Regions from separate parts of the Homo sapiens genome. Here region 2 is linked to region 1. A link is a contact called in ENCODE Hi-C data. All regions are on one chromosome and are shown on one strand. Each heading gives the region's core, a stretch centred on a gene start or an enhancer-like site at or near the end of the contact. The rest is flanking DNA. Distances are from core to core; before and after follow the strand shown.

Region 1 (6,819 bases), core at 1,278-3,777:
TAATAATCATTGTGGAGCCCATTAATCACAATTCTGCTTTTGATTTATTGTAAATATGCCTCCCATTTTCCTCCTCATTACCAATCACCTTCTTTAATTATAAGAGGGCTTTCATTAAAACTTTTGAATCATTTATTTTGGAGCACCTAACTTTAGAAGACATTTATTGATTTTTATAGCATAAAATACAAATGTTTTTATTTTAGAAAACATCATAAACTAAAACTTTATTGGAGGAGTTTGGCTAAAGATTCAAAAATATATAGAAGTAAAAATATATTTAAAACTGCACAGTTTTTACAACAGCATGTATGGCATTTGGATTCAGAATTTTAACTAGCAGTAACCTCATCTGTTTAGTAATGAATTTTAAAATAGAAAAAAAATCTGCCAAAACAGACCAGTTGTTTATTAGCTATTTAACTTTGATGAGCTGAAATGAGATAGTGAAGCAGAATAATTAGAACAACTTTTTTTCTCAACATCTAAATATTTCTCTTTTTCATTAACATTTCAGTTAAGTTTGAAGAAATTCCAAAAATGAGATTCTCATTAACTAAAAGGAATTCTAAGGGTTATAAGCCATCTACATTTTTTCTATGACCTGAAGACTTTTTTTCGAAAACCAATTTTGGGGGAGGATTGTCAGATTTACCTAAGGTTTTGGTTTTTAATTTAAAAAAATTTAAAGAAACTATCTTAGTGATTTTTGTCATCATTTTTATTTGTTGCCATGATTAATATATGGAAATAAGATAAATTGGATTCTATTTCTGTGAAAGCCATATTCTTAACATCAATGCCTACCTAAAAAATATACGAGTCACACTTGATCATTCAGAATCATTTTGAAATTCTCTGGTAATCTTTTAAAAAGCCAGCGTTGACTAGTATTATGTGGCTAGTTATATTTATTACAGCAGTCTAGTTATTGTTTGTGTAACTATAGTTTTTTTCTAATAGAAATAAAATGTCTATTTGCAGGATAAAAAGAAGTATGTATATTTGATGATTTTGTTGTAGAAAATACTTAATACCTTTTAAAAGCTGTTTGACTTTCGGTTTTAAAACAGCTGTGTAGCTTGGTGAGTCCTGCAGATTCCGGCTTTCTCTGTGGCCTTTGAGCCAAGTAATTTTTTGCAACATTTTCCTTTGCTTTCTTATAAACACTCAAAAATTATACTTGCTTTTCCTGAAGGCCAGCTATTAAGTTAGAAAGCACCAAAGGTGTTATGAAATTGCCCTTTATTTTTTCGTACATCAGGGAGGAATGATAGATTTTGTGTATCTCTTGTGTGTCATTAGAACAGAAATATTTAGGGCTGCTAACTCCCGGAGTTGTGTACTTACCCTTATTACAGATGCAATGATTTTGTCTGACTGCATTGCTTTAAGATGAGTTTTATTGCTTTCATGCTTAGGCAAGGATATTTAATTTTATTTGTGTTTAGAGTATCTTGTTGTAATATACTTCTCCCCCATCTTGTGCTCCTAAATTTGGGATAAGCATAGAATCCTTTTAAGAATGTAGGTTATTTTCCAGTTTACTAGAAAGCATGACACATATAAATTAGCGACTAAGGATTATAGCGTCCTTTCCTAAAGGTTATCATGAAAAAAAGTTAAAATGTCAAAGAAGATCCTACTCCAGTAAAAACAATTTACTCTGTAAAATCCTGATACCTCATAGGAAGCTTTGGATCTTGTTCTCAGCTACCAAAATTCTTTAAATATGAAAGTTAACATGACAGGAAAGTGGAATACACTCTGTGCTGAAGACCCACTGTTCAAGGTGTGTGGTTATTAATCTGGGTTTGAATTTACAAATTATATGGTCTGATTAATTTGTAGATAGGGGTCGGTGGAGGTTAGACGATGGGCTTTAGAACAAAGAGGCTGATAAAATACTACTCACAAGCCTTTCTGCTTGTTTGTGACTCTCTGGAAATGCCATTAGATAGTTCTCATAGCTATGGTCAAAATAAGTAGGCTTAGAAATAAAAGACATTTTCTCCCCTGTAAAAGGAGGCGGCTGGCCTGTGCTCTTTCTAGGCTCTTCCCAGAGACAGCAACCTCGGCTTCTGAACCCTTAGTGCTCATTCTATGCTCCACCGCGTCTCCTCTACACGCCATGATCTTTGTTATCTGATTTGCTAGCCATTGTTATGGAAAGTTCTCGACTGTAATGCAAAAAGCTCAGCCTTGGGTCCTTGCTAATGTCAGCAACCCAAAGGCGCCCCTCAAACCACCTCGAAAAGAAAAATCCTTTAAAAGATGTCAAACTCTCCTTTCATGTTAGCCCAAAATGAAGTTCCCGAGCAGCATCTGGCAGAGCAGGGTAATTCAATCTATTTTAATGCAAAGATTTTCCAAGAAGGCAGGAAGCCGTCAAGGAGAAGGCTTTGAGGCATCTGCTGTTTTGTTTCCAGATCCCTTGTGTTAATTTAATGTTTCTAGGGAACCCGGCTCTTTCTTTTTTCTCGGAATCCCTGCTCTAGGAACTGGTGAGTGCGGGGGCGCTGTGGGAGCTGCAGATAAGCCAGCGCTTGGCCGGGCACCCGCGGGCCGCGCAGCGGGGCAGGGAGGCGCGCGGCCCCAGCCGCCCTAGGGCGCCGGCTGCCTCTGCGGGCCCCGGCTGCCCAGCCCAGCGCGGGGAGGCGGCGCCGACTGCCGGGGGGCGCCTGCAAGACCTGTTTATTTGCATTTGTCCAATTTGGCTCAAGTGAAAGGTAAATACGGAGCGATCAGCTTGTCCTCACTCCAGCAAAACCAGGGAAACTCAGCTCCATCTCCAGGAAACAAACCCAACCCAAACCTGAGTGAAACGTAAATCTTGCATAAACAAACACGTTCTTTTGCTTCTGGGAAGGAACACCGGAGAAATGGGCATTCCTTCCGACTGCCCGCCTCCCACTGTCGGTAAAAATGAGCCGTCACAGGTTGCCGGCAATTTCTTGTTGTGTCCCGAGCCATTCCGCGGATCTTGTTTTGAAGGGGCGAGTCAGGTGTTTGTGCGGCTCCAGATCCTGAACAGGTTATGCGCTGGGTCCTTCCTTATCAGGAGGGGGGTCAGGCTGCCCTCCCATTCTCATCTTCCGCCCCAGACCAGAGGCTACACCAAAGTTCACTTTTGAAAAGAAATCCTGCAGAATTAAAAATAAATGTCTGCCCTTTAAAATAGTTTCGTTTTAGTATTATGCATATTTCTGTTTAGGAACTTGTAATGCTAATAATTTATGTTGCTATGACAATTGTCCTGCATACCTAATATTAAATTTAATGAATTAATGTGGCGTATAGAGTAATAGTAACTTAACTAGTACTCCGATAATGCCAGTATTCCCTGTGTTACTAAGTTAATGGAATCAGAATTTTGGAGTTACAATATAGAGGTTTTTTAGGCCAATTTTTCTATGGGATTCTAGGGATCTTTTTATAACATTTCTGCTTTTCGAAGCAGTCTATACCATTGCTGGAGAGCCGTAATTACTAGGATGCTATTTCTTTTTGTTTGTTTGTTTGAGACAGGGTCTTGCTCTGTCATCCAGGCCGGAGTGCAGTGGGTCCAACTCAGTTCACTGCAACCACCACCTCCTAGGCTTAAGCGATCCTCCCACTTCAGCCTCCCCAGCACCTGGGACCACAGGCCCTCGTCACCGTCTGGTTAAGTTTTGTATTTTTTAGTAAAGATTTGGTTTCGCCATGTTGCCCAGGCTGGTCTCGAATAGAACATTATTCCTTATAGTAAGCTGAATTCCCTGTGTAATTATTCTTACTGTCCCTTCAATAATAAAAGCCTAAAATTATTCTTACTCATATATTTTAGTGAGGGTGGTGCATGCTTGAAGACCGTGATGAGTGTTCTCTTCTTATATTCAGGGCAACTATGATCACATATTGGGCTCCAGATCCTTGCTTTATGCATCTTCTTTTGAATTGTTTAGAAACAATGGCAAAATTTCCAATTTCAAGGTAGTGCTTGAAATTATGCAATAAAATGTTATGTTAGCAACATTTTTTTTTATTTTAAAAATTCCTTTGATTATTTCACACTTATATCCTGTTCTCTGTTATGGTAGTTTTGTTTTCTATTTTATTTTTAGTTTCTATGTAATTTATTGTGCTTTAGCTGAAATCACTAAATAAAGATAAATGAGTTTAACAGACTCTTATGTGCTCATTTTTGGTTCTTTTTTGCTTTACCCCTTGTATTCGTTTTCTATTACGGGCATAACAGATTACCACAAATGTAGTGGCTTACCATATCCATTTATTTTCTCATCATTTCTGTGGGTCAGAAGCTTGGCACAGGATGGCTCTCCTGGCTTCTGTGCCCAGGGCCTTCACAAGGCTGAAGTAAAGGGAGCAGCAGGCCTGGACTTGTACCTGTAGGCCTTCCAGGGGAGAATCCACTTCCAGGCTCACTGGCAGAATTTAGTTCCATGTGGTAGTTGTACTGGGGGCCCAGTTGCCTTTCTTGGAGAGCACTAACTGCTGGCTGTTACCAAGGGTCTTCTAGAGGTTGCCCATCTACATCTTCAAAGGCAGCCACAGTGTGCAGAATTTGCTTTAGATTTCCCTGCCTTCCCCTAATGTGTTTCTCTTCTACTTTTAAAGGGCATGTGATTACAGTGGCCCAACTGGATAATCCAGGCTAATCTCGCTAGTCAACTTATTAGTAACCTTAATCACACTTGCAGTGTCCCTTCATAGCAGTACCTAGTTAAGTGCATGATTGAATAACTGGGTAATGGGACTTCTCGGGAGAGATCTTTGACATTCTGCTTACCATACCCCTCTGGGTACCACTTTGTTGTGATGGTAACCTCATAAGCAGCCATTTAAAAGAGATTTTAAGCATCTTAATTTTGAAAATTTTGCAAGGTAAAATTAAAATAAATCCAAGTAACATCAAATATTACTTATACATAATTCTAGAGGTTTAATAAAAACAATAAACATTCACCATAAGTAGTTGTTGCTTTTAAAACCCAAAGTTTTTCTACCTTGCAAAATCTTCCTTGATTTTCTTGTTTTGTTTTGGTATCACAATAGATCAGTTTCTAGTACCACCACTATATAAAATAAAAATAATAATTGCATTTTAAAAAGAATGGTTTTCCTCTGCACTCTGATTTTAACCATGGAAAGTTTTTGGTATATTCAAATATAATTCTATTAGATTCCAATTTTGAATAAGAAACTGGGTTCCCTGACCTAGCTGCCACTTACTCATATCTAAAATGTACTTGAATTTGCAGCTTCCAAGTTGGGCACATGTAAACCCCCTCTTCACTTCTTATAGAGCTGCATAATTCTTAAAGCTTGTGGTGACGGGAGGGCACACTTGCTTATACGTCCAAATTTACTGTTTATGGATCTCGATTACTGTTTTCTACTTAAATTCTAATTTTTCTCATTCATTAATTTTAACTGGACAACTATTCAGAAGTATGAATTACATATGGGCAAATTCTAGTGCTTTGAAATTACTGGAAAAAAAATAAATGGATGATCAACAGATGCAAGGAACAGAAAATGTTTGGCTTTTAGGGGAGTTTTATGAATACTCTTTTGGACTTCCCCACTTCCTTTTAGTAACTCCAATGTCTTCCAGTAACTCTAGCAAGGAGGAGGCCCAGGGAGAGAAATGGGGATCTCACAGTCTCATACTAGGAAGCTGTGCTATGGGGAAGTGACTGGTGGTCTGGAGATGTGAGGTAGAGGCATAGGCAGCAGGTATGTTGACACTTGAAACCAGTACCTCCTCAGCCCTTGCGGGAAATGTGATAATCCAATCTTAGCCATATATCTCAGGTGACTCTATATCTGAAACGTGCAATGTAGGTAAGGTACTTCTGTTGTTTCTCCTAATTTGTGACTATTTTCATATAATGAATGATGGTCGTGGGCATTTTGGTATAGAAGGTTTTAATTATGGCTCAGTATTTGTGTAATTAACCAAGTGGAATGATTTAGAGTTCTGATATTACTGAAGTCTTTACAGCTGGAAGTCAATGGATCCATGCCAGTACATTATTAAGTATACAATTACTTATTTGCCTATTTATCCCTTCTCCACCTTATTACAAAAAGATATTGAGGAAACTTACACACATACACACACTATTACCACCACCACCTAAAATGAATAGATGAAATTAAGGTAAAGGGAAAATAAGGCTAGGAGAAAAATAACCATGCTAGGATGAATAGGGTTAGGGCAAAGAACATGTAATATAAAATTCTATATGGGGCTAGAGCTAGGCTGTAAATTTGGCTCTGGATTTTCTAGCAGCCAAAACAAAAAGAGAGAAAATTAATGAGCTACAGGATTCACCATATTCATAAAATGATTAAAGAAGATTGGGATTTTCCCTTGAACCCATCTTGTTTGAAGTGGGGGCATTTGATGCTTTCTTTCTGCTAGAAAGGTTAACTCTGAGTTGCAATAAAAATCATAAAAACACAACTTTGGCAGAAACATAAATGAACAGTATGACAGAATGGAAGCAGTTCACAGGATTTCTAATATTACCTCTCTTTTCCTCGGTCCACATTCTAATATTCCAATATGCTCCTCAGCACACAGAGTGGTCCAAGAAGATTGGCCATTCTTTCCGGAAGTTGGACTTCCCTGAAGATTATGTGGGAATGGGACGTGGAACCTGATAATTTTTTTTGCAGAATGAAAACTTTTATCATGAAGAATTTTTCTTTATTGCATACTTTTATACAGTTAGGCCCCAACCCGGGAATTAGTGGTATTCCAAAAGTTCCTTTTTAAGTTGCTTGTTTGAAATTAAGAATGTATTTCCC
Region 2 (6,819 bases), core at 3,163-5,662, 250 kb after region 1:
TAATAAAAGATATAACAAAAACAATTGAAAGTATATTTGTAACATACACATAGCTTTGTTGGATGGATGTTTCAATGAGGACAACAGTAGTTTGAATGCAGTATGCATTTTTCACATAACATGGAAAGTAGTGCCATTTTGCTCTTTGTCTTGCAGTTGGAATATGAGATAACCCATGCAGAATAGCTACCAACTGAGTCTGTCTGGCCAGCATTTACACAGATACAGTTGCACAAGTGGCCCTGTACAACAGTTATCCTTGAATTTGATTTGTCAAGATGGTTTGTGTTATTACCTCTGTGGTATCTTGATTTACCTTGGGTAGTGGCCAGTCCCTTAAGTTAATGTTGGCTATTAGCCCATTAGCTGTTACATGAGTTTACTGTCAGTGGGTGTGGAGGGTATGATTATTTGCCGATGGACTTGTCCACAGCTAGAGGTAATATGTACCTGGGTGTCTGAACAAGTTTTCATGAGGGATCATCTAGAAACGATTGGAAAACAGCACCCGAAGCCACATGTGCTCAGTTTGGCATGCAAAACCTTGCATACTAGATTCAGTAGTGGGGGCAACAGGTGATGAATAATTTGCAAACTGGTAAAGTTTTAGTTGGACCTGATAATATTGGGAATCTTCCTATATAAAGATACAGAATATTCATTATTAACAATAAAAAAACAGACAATAGATAAACAGATTTTAGGCAATCTAAGAAGAAAATTTAAATATTCTGGCTCTTTTTTTTTGCCTGTTTTACTTTGGATTGTTGGTATTTGGAGCAATGCTGGATGCCACGACTCAAAATCATTATCATTGCTTGAGACTTATAATTTGTTTAAGATTTGCACCACTTCAACATAAATGGCTGGTTTTACTAACATTCCACCTGAAATTCTGTATACTTCCATGGACATCTTAAAAAAATACATATCCACAAATTTGCTCAGCTTAAGGAAAAATTGGAAAAAACTTAGATGCCCTAAAATAGGGAATCCTTTATTATATTACATTCATATATGGTAACCATTAGTGCTGTCCACCAAATATTTCCAATTCTCCTGCTGGACACATAGTAGGATTTCATTTCTTTCCCACCTTAGCTTAAGTGAGGCCATGTGACTAGCTTTAGCCAAGGAAATGTGAAAGGAAATACAATGTGGCATCCAGGCAGAAACTTTAAGAGCCAATGTATCACCAAGGCAATCCTAAGCCAAAAGAACAAAGCTGGAGGCATCACACTACCTGACTTCAAACTATACTACAAGGCTACAGTAACCAAAACAGCATGGTACTGGTACCAAAACAGAGATATAGATCAATGGAACAGAACAGAGCCCTCAGAAATAATGCCACATATCTACAACTATCTGATCTTTGACAAACCTGAGAAAAACAAGCAATGGGGAAAGGATTCCCTATTTAATAAATGGTGCTGGGAAAACTGGCTAGCCATATGTAGAAAGCTGAAACTGGATCCCTTCCTTACACCTTATACAAAAATCAATTCAAGATGGATTAAAGACTTAAACGTTAGACCTAAAACCATAAAAACCCTAGAAGAAAACCTAGGCTTTACCATTCAGGACATAGGCACGGGCAAGGACCTCATGTCCAAAACACCAAAAGCAATGGCAACAAAAGACAAAATTGACAAATGGGATCTAATTAAACTAAAGAGCTTCTGCACAGCAAAAGAAACTACCATCAGAGTGAACAGGCAACCTACAAAATGGGAGAAAATTTTCGCAACCTACTCATCTGACAAAGGGCTAATATCCAGAATCTACAATGAACTCAAACAAATTTACAAGAAAAAAACAAACAACCCCATCAAAAAGTGGGCAAAGGACATGAACAGACATTTCTCAAAAGAAGACATTTATGCAGCCAAAAAACACATGAAAAAATGCTCATCATCACTGGCCATCAGAGAAATGCAAATCAAAACCACAATGAGATACCATCTCACACCAGTTAGAATGGCAATCATTAAAAAGTCAGGAAACAACAGGTGCTGGAAAGGATGTGGAGAAATAGGAACACTTTTATGCTGTTGGTGGGACTGTAAACTAGTTCAACCATTGTGGAAGTCAGCGTGGCGATTCCTCAGGGATCTAGAACTAGAAATACCATTTGACCCAGCCATCCCATTACTGGGTATATACCCAAAGGACTATAAATCATGCTGCTATAAAGACACATGCACACGTATGTTTATTGCGGCACTATTCACAATAGCAAAGACTTGGAACCAACCCAAATGTCCAACAATGATAGACTGGATTAAGAAAATTTGGCACATACACACCATGGAATACTATGCAGCCATAAAAAATGATGAGTTCATGTCCTTTGTAGGGACATGGATGAAATTGGAAATCATCATTCTCAGTAAACTATCGCAAGAACAAAAAACCAAACACTGCATATTCTCACTCATAGGTGGGAATTGAACAATGAGATCACATGGACACAGGAAGGGGAATATCACACTCTGGGGACTGTGGTGGGGTGGGGGGAGGGGGGAGGGATAGCACTGGGAGATATACCTAATGCTAGATGATGAGTTAGTGGGTGCAGCGCACCAGCATGGCACGTGTATACATATGTAACTAACCTGCACAATGTGCACACGTACCCTAAAACTTAAAGTATAATTAAAAAAAAAAAAAAGAGCCAATGTATAATTTTTTTTCCCATGGTCAGTTTTTCTTCTACCTGGGTCCTGGAGTGAGAACATTATGTCACAGAGCCGATCCCTAACTGATCTGCAATTGACACATAGAGTGGGCAAGAAATTAAAAATTGTTTTATGTCACTGAGATTTTGGGGTTATTTGTTACTACAGCTTAACCCAGACCATTCTGGCTGATAGGCCACAATGGGACACTAAACAGTTCACGAAAATTACATAGTAGAAAAATGTCAGATGATAAAGGACAGATACAGGTTATATATTCAGTAAAAATTGCAAGTTTTAAACAAGTATTGGTTAATCATTGAAAAATACATATGAAATGGAGTTTCCTGGGATAGACTGGATCTTTAGAATTCTGAAGCTGAAAATAATTCAATGAAAAAACGTGTCTTTGGTAAGTGTCCATCAACATACGGATAAGCAAAATATGGCGTATACATGCAATAGAACATTATTCAGTCTTAGAAAAGAAAATCTGACATGCTACAACATATGAGGACATTATGTTAAGTGAAATAAACCAGTCACAAAAAGATAAATGTTGTATAATTCCACTTATATGAGGTATAAGTGTAGTCAAAACCACATAGACAGAAAGTAGAATGATGCATGCCAGGGACTGGAGGAGACGGAAATGGAGAGTTGGTGTTTAATGAGTATAGAGTTTCAGTTTTACAAGATGTGAAGAGGAAAACAAATCATTCCCTTTTCCTGGGCTTGGGAGAGGGCTTTGGGTCTCTCCTGCATGAAATGGAGAAGCCTGATGATTCCTGGTGTTGAAGAGTAAGCTCACCCTGGCCTCAGAGATGTCAGTTGGTGGTTGGGTGGGAGCCAGCCTCAACCTATGATTCTAAGATTAGTGTGGGGGCTGAGGCCCTTGGTCCCCTAAAGGTTTGTTGTAAGATCACTAACATGAAGCAGATTGATGAATAGGAGAAAAGGCACACACATTTATTTCACATGTATACATGGGAGGCTTCAGAATGAAGACCCAAAGAAACAAGGAAAATTGTCCATTTTTATGCTTAGGTTCAACAAGGTATGGACAGCCACGTAGAAATATGATTGGACAAAAAGGGTCTGATCTACTGTGAATAGACTGAGCAGGGAGACTCCACAAGGCCTGTCTGTTCAGGTTCTTCTTGGTCTCCCTGTGTAGCTTTCCTTCCTTCTGGGTATGGGGACTTTTACCCTCTCTGGAATGGGGGCTCTCTGCAATGGGTGTCTTCTGACCTACAGTCAAACAAGGTAGGTCAGATCATTTATTTCTGGCCCGTTTTTGTATGGAATATTTTTAGGTGTTTTGGCTGGCTTTCAGGAAAAGGGGTTCTGGTTTCTATGCCTCGCCTTGGGGGAAGAGGGATTCTAGTTTTTATGGCTAGGCTTGGGTTGCAGGGGAGGGCGGGAGAAGATCAGAGAAAAACTTTTGCTTCCGTGGCTGCTCTGAGGCCTTCATTTTGGTGTACAGTTTTTTCAGCCCCAGCATTAGCCATTTGGTCTGGGAGCTGGAGGGCCTGTGTTGCCGTTTAGAGGGAAGAGCCAAGGAAAGAGTGTGTCCCTTCCCAAGGCTCTCATGGATGTATGAGGACCAGTCAACAGCGAAGGGTGGCTGACTGTGACAGAGCCAGCAAGAGAGGATTCAGTCACAGAGAAAAAAATGCAGGCCCCCAGCCAGGGTCCTCCCGCAAAGTATGACAATTCAGAACTACTGGGGATGATACAGACAACATTCAGCCTCCAGTGTGTGTTCCTGTCTCTCCCTCTAGAGGACAGTTCTCGCTCTCAAAGTGCGCTCGGTGTGTCGTGTCGCCATGGTAAAAAGGCAGGAGACAGCAAACGCTTGATCCGAGCTGCACCATGCCTCGTTTTCACTCTCCCTGAAGACAAAAGAAGGTGGCAAGTAAGGAAAGCTCACCCCAGGGAGTTTTCTCGGAGAACACAAGCGGTCCCAACAGGGTAAAGGAGAAAATAATTATCTGGAAAGGTTGCAATTAATAGTATCAGGTTTAACCTTTGTGCTAATATGGGAATCTAAGGCACTAAGTCATCGCCTAAGACCTAGTGCTCTCTGTACGACAAAGCTTTAGTCTTATAATGTGGAAGTCAGTGCTTATTACATCCAATGCCTGAGTTCCCAGCGGACAGAGTTCCTTCTCAGGCAGCCGGCCAAGGACACCAGAAATTAAGCAGGGGTCTGTGGCTCTGCCGTCTAGCTATGACCAAATTTAAATTTGTGCTTTTTGCCTTGCCTGCCAGTGAACCTGCTGCTAGACTGAGATGTAAATGCCATTTCTGGTGTACATTAAGAAAATGTGAAACAATTAGCTCAAAGCCGTGGTTATGGAGCAAAAATATTAAAAATATAAGTTAGAAAATCCTTGTGACAATGTTCATGTGAATGGTGAGGGTAGGGAGTCCATTGCATATATGTGTGTGCATGTGTGGAGGAGTACGTGTGTTGAATAAATATGCATAAAGAGTGCATCAGCAGTAGATCCAAGAACTTATGTATGGGGGTGGGTGTGGAAATCCACATTTTAGTAACATTTTTTCCTTCTTCACAGTCAAGTGACGTTTCTTCAAACATCTGTTCTGTGAGCAAAGTAGGGAGGGACGTACATCAGTGTTAAGTGCTTGGGAGAGGAATTCTGGAGGAACACTACCCACTTAATTTAGCTCAGCTCTATGAAAGATTGCAGGGTTTGGGACTATTTCTAGCCACATCTGAGAGTCTGTGAAAAGTGGAAGTAAAGTCATTAAGCGGAATGGGCATTTATACATTTGGTAATTTGTCTTGAGTCAGAAAGTCTAGACACTCCCCTGGGAATGGGGGGAATGTGGGCCATGGTTATGACCTTCAGGACTCTGGAAACAGGAATGACAAAGACCTGGAAGGTCCTGAGGCAAATGGGCTCAATAGATCTTTTTTTTTATTTGAAACAGAGTGCAGTGGCACAATCTTGGCTCACTGCACTCTCCGCCTCCCAGATTCAAGCGATTCAGCTACCTCCTGAGTAGCTGGGATTACAGGCACACACCACCACGCCTGGCTAGTTTTGTATTTTTAGTAGAGACGGGGTTTCACCATGTTGCCCAGGCTGGTCTCGAACTCCCAGGCTCAGGCTAACCACGTGCCTCGGCCTCCCAAAGTGCTAGGATTACAGGCGTGAGCCACCACACCCACCTTCTTGGTGAAGGCACATAAAGCAAAATGAAAGCCCACTGGTCTGGTGTTCAGACACAAGCCAGGCCTCACCCGACTTGGAGACAGGCAGCCCCAGCCAGCAAGAGAGTTACAGACCTCAGCTAGATCTGGGGACCACCAGTTTCCTACCAGGGCAACCTGAGAATGTACTCTCTCTGTGCCGCAACTCTTTCCCCTCTCAAATAGGCACAACCATTGTAACAACCAGAAGAGCTAACATGGATGAAGAACTTCCCGCGTACCAGGCACCATAATAAATGCTAGATCCATGTACTCTTCTTGATAATCCTACAATGTAGTATTATTATATTTCATTGATTCTAAGATGTTCTTTTTTTTATATTTTAACATTCTCTGTTATCAGGATGAATAATTGATAAGAAAGCCTGTAAGTCATGGTTAAATTTTTTTTTAAGAGACAGGGTCTTGCTATGTTTTCCAGTCTGGTTTTAAACTCCTGGCCTCAAGTGATTCTGCTGCTTCAGCTTCCCAAAATGCTGGGATTACAGGCATAAGTCACCGCACCCAGCCAGTCATGATTAAATTTATACTTTTAAATCTTTTTTAGTGATATATAAATTGATGATGTGTTAGATTCAGTGAGGAAACTGAGGCAGAGATTTGAAAACTGAGGCACAGGTGGGCTGAATAACTCGCCTAAGTTCACACAGTTAGAAAGTGGTAGAATGAGAGTTTGACTCAATGCTGTTTCTAGAGTTGACTTTCTTCTAAGGTGCTAGACTTCCTGGTCCCTCCACTTACCAGCTGTGTGATCTCAGGCAAATTCCTAACCTCCCTGTGCCTCTGGGATTTTTTCATCTGTGAAATGGTGATAATAATATTAGCAACGGCTTCATAGGATTGTTGTGGAGGTTAAACAAGTTTACATATGTAAAGTTCTGAAAATAGTGCCCG

Evidence for each region. Hi-C counts contacts between places; a loop is a spot of excess contacts on that map. Pooled maps may share reads with other maps.
Region 2: a map of gastrocnemius medialis shows a loop between it and region 1 (2.0-fold over the local background). The contact joins two enhancer-like sites. A Hi-C loop is called at or near these places in 2 of 168 maps with a recorded cell type or tissue (ascending aorta and gastrocnemius medialis) and 4 of 50 pooled maps.

The regions. Positions count from the first base shown.
Region 1 is chr12:93,739,829-93,746,647 of GRCh38, forward strand. The region is part of intron 2 of CRADD (CARD and death domain containing adaptor protein); the gene reads left to right. Among named protein-coding and RNA genes, the nearest start is that of CRADD-AS1, 5.4 kb to the left of the region's middle. RefSeq lists enhancers at 1,490-2,446, 2,447-3,403 and silencers at 2,490-2,659, 2,690-2,779. Within about 2 kb of position 2,528, at least 32 of the 41 ENCODE cell types and tissues checked have a DNase peak (open chromatin) inside an H3K27ac peak, as active enhancers do; they include gastrocnemius medialis, where a contact is called at or near this core.
Region 2 is chr12:93,986,784-93,993,602 of GRCh38, forward strand. The region is part of intron 2 of LOC105369912 (a long non-coding RNA gene); the gene reads right to left. Among named protein-coding and RNA genes, the nearest start is that of PLXNC1, 160 kb to the right of the region's middle. Within about 2 kb of position 4,413, at least 6 of the 41 ENCODE cell types and tissues checked have a DNase peak (open chromatin) inside an H3K27ac peak, as active enhancers do; they include gastrocnemius medialis, where a contact is called at or near this core.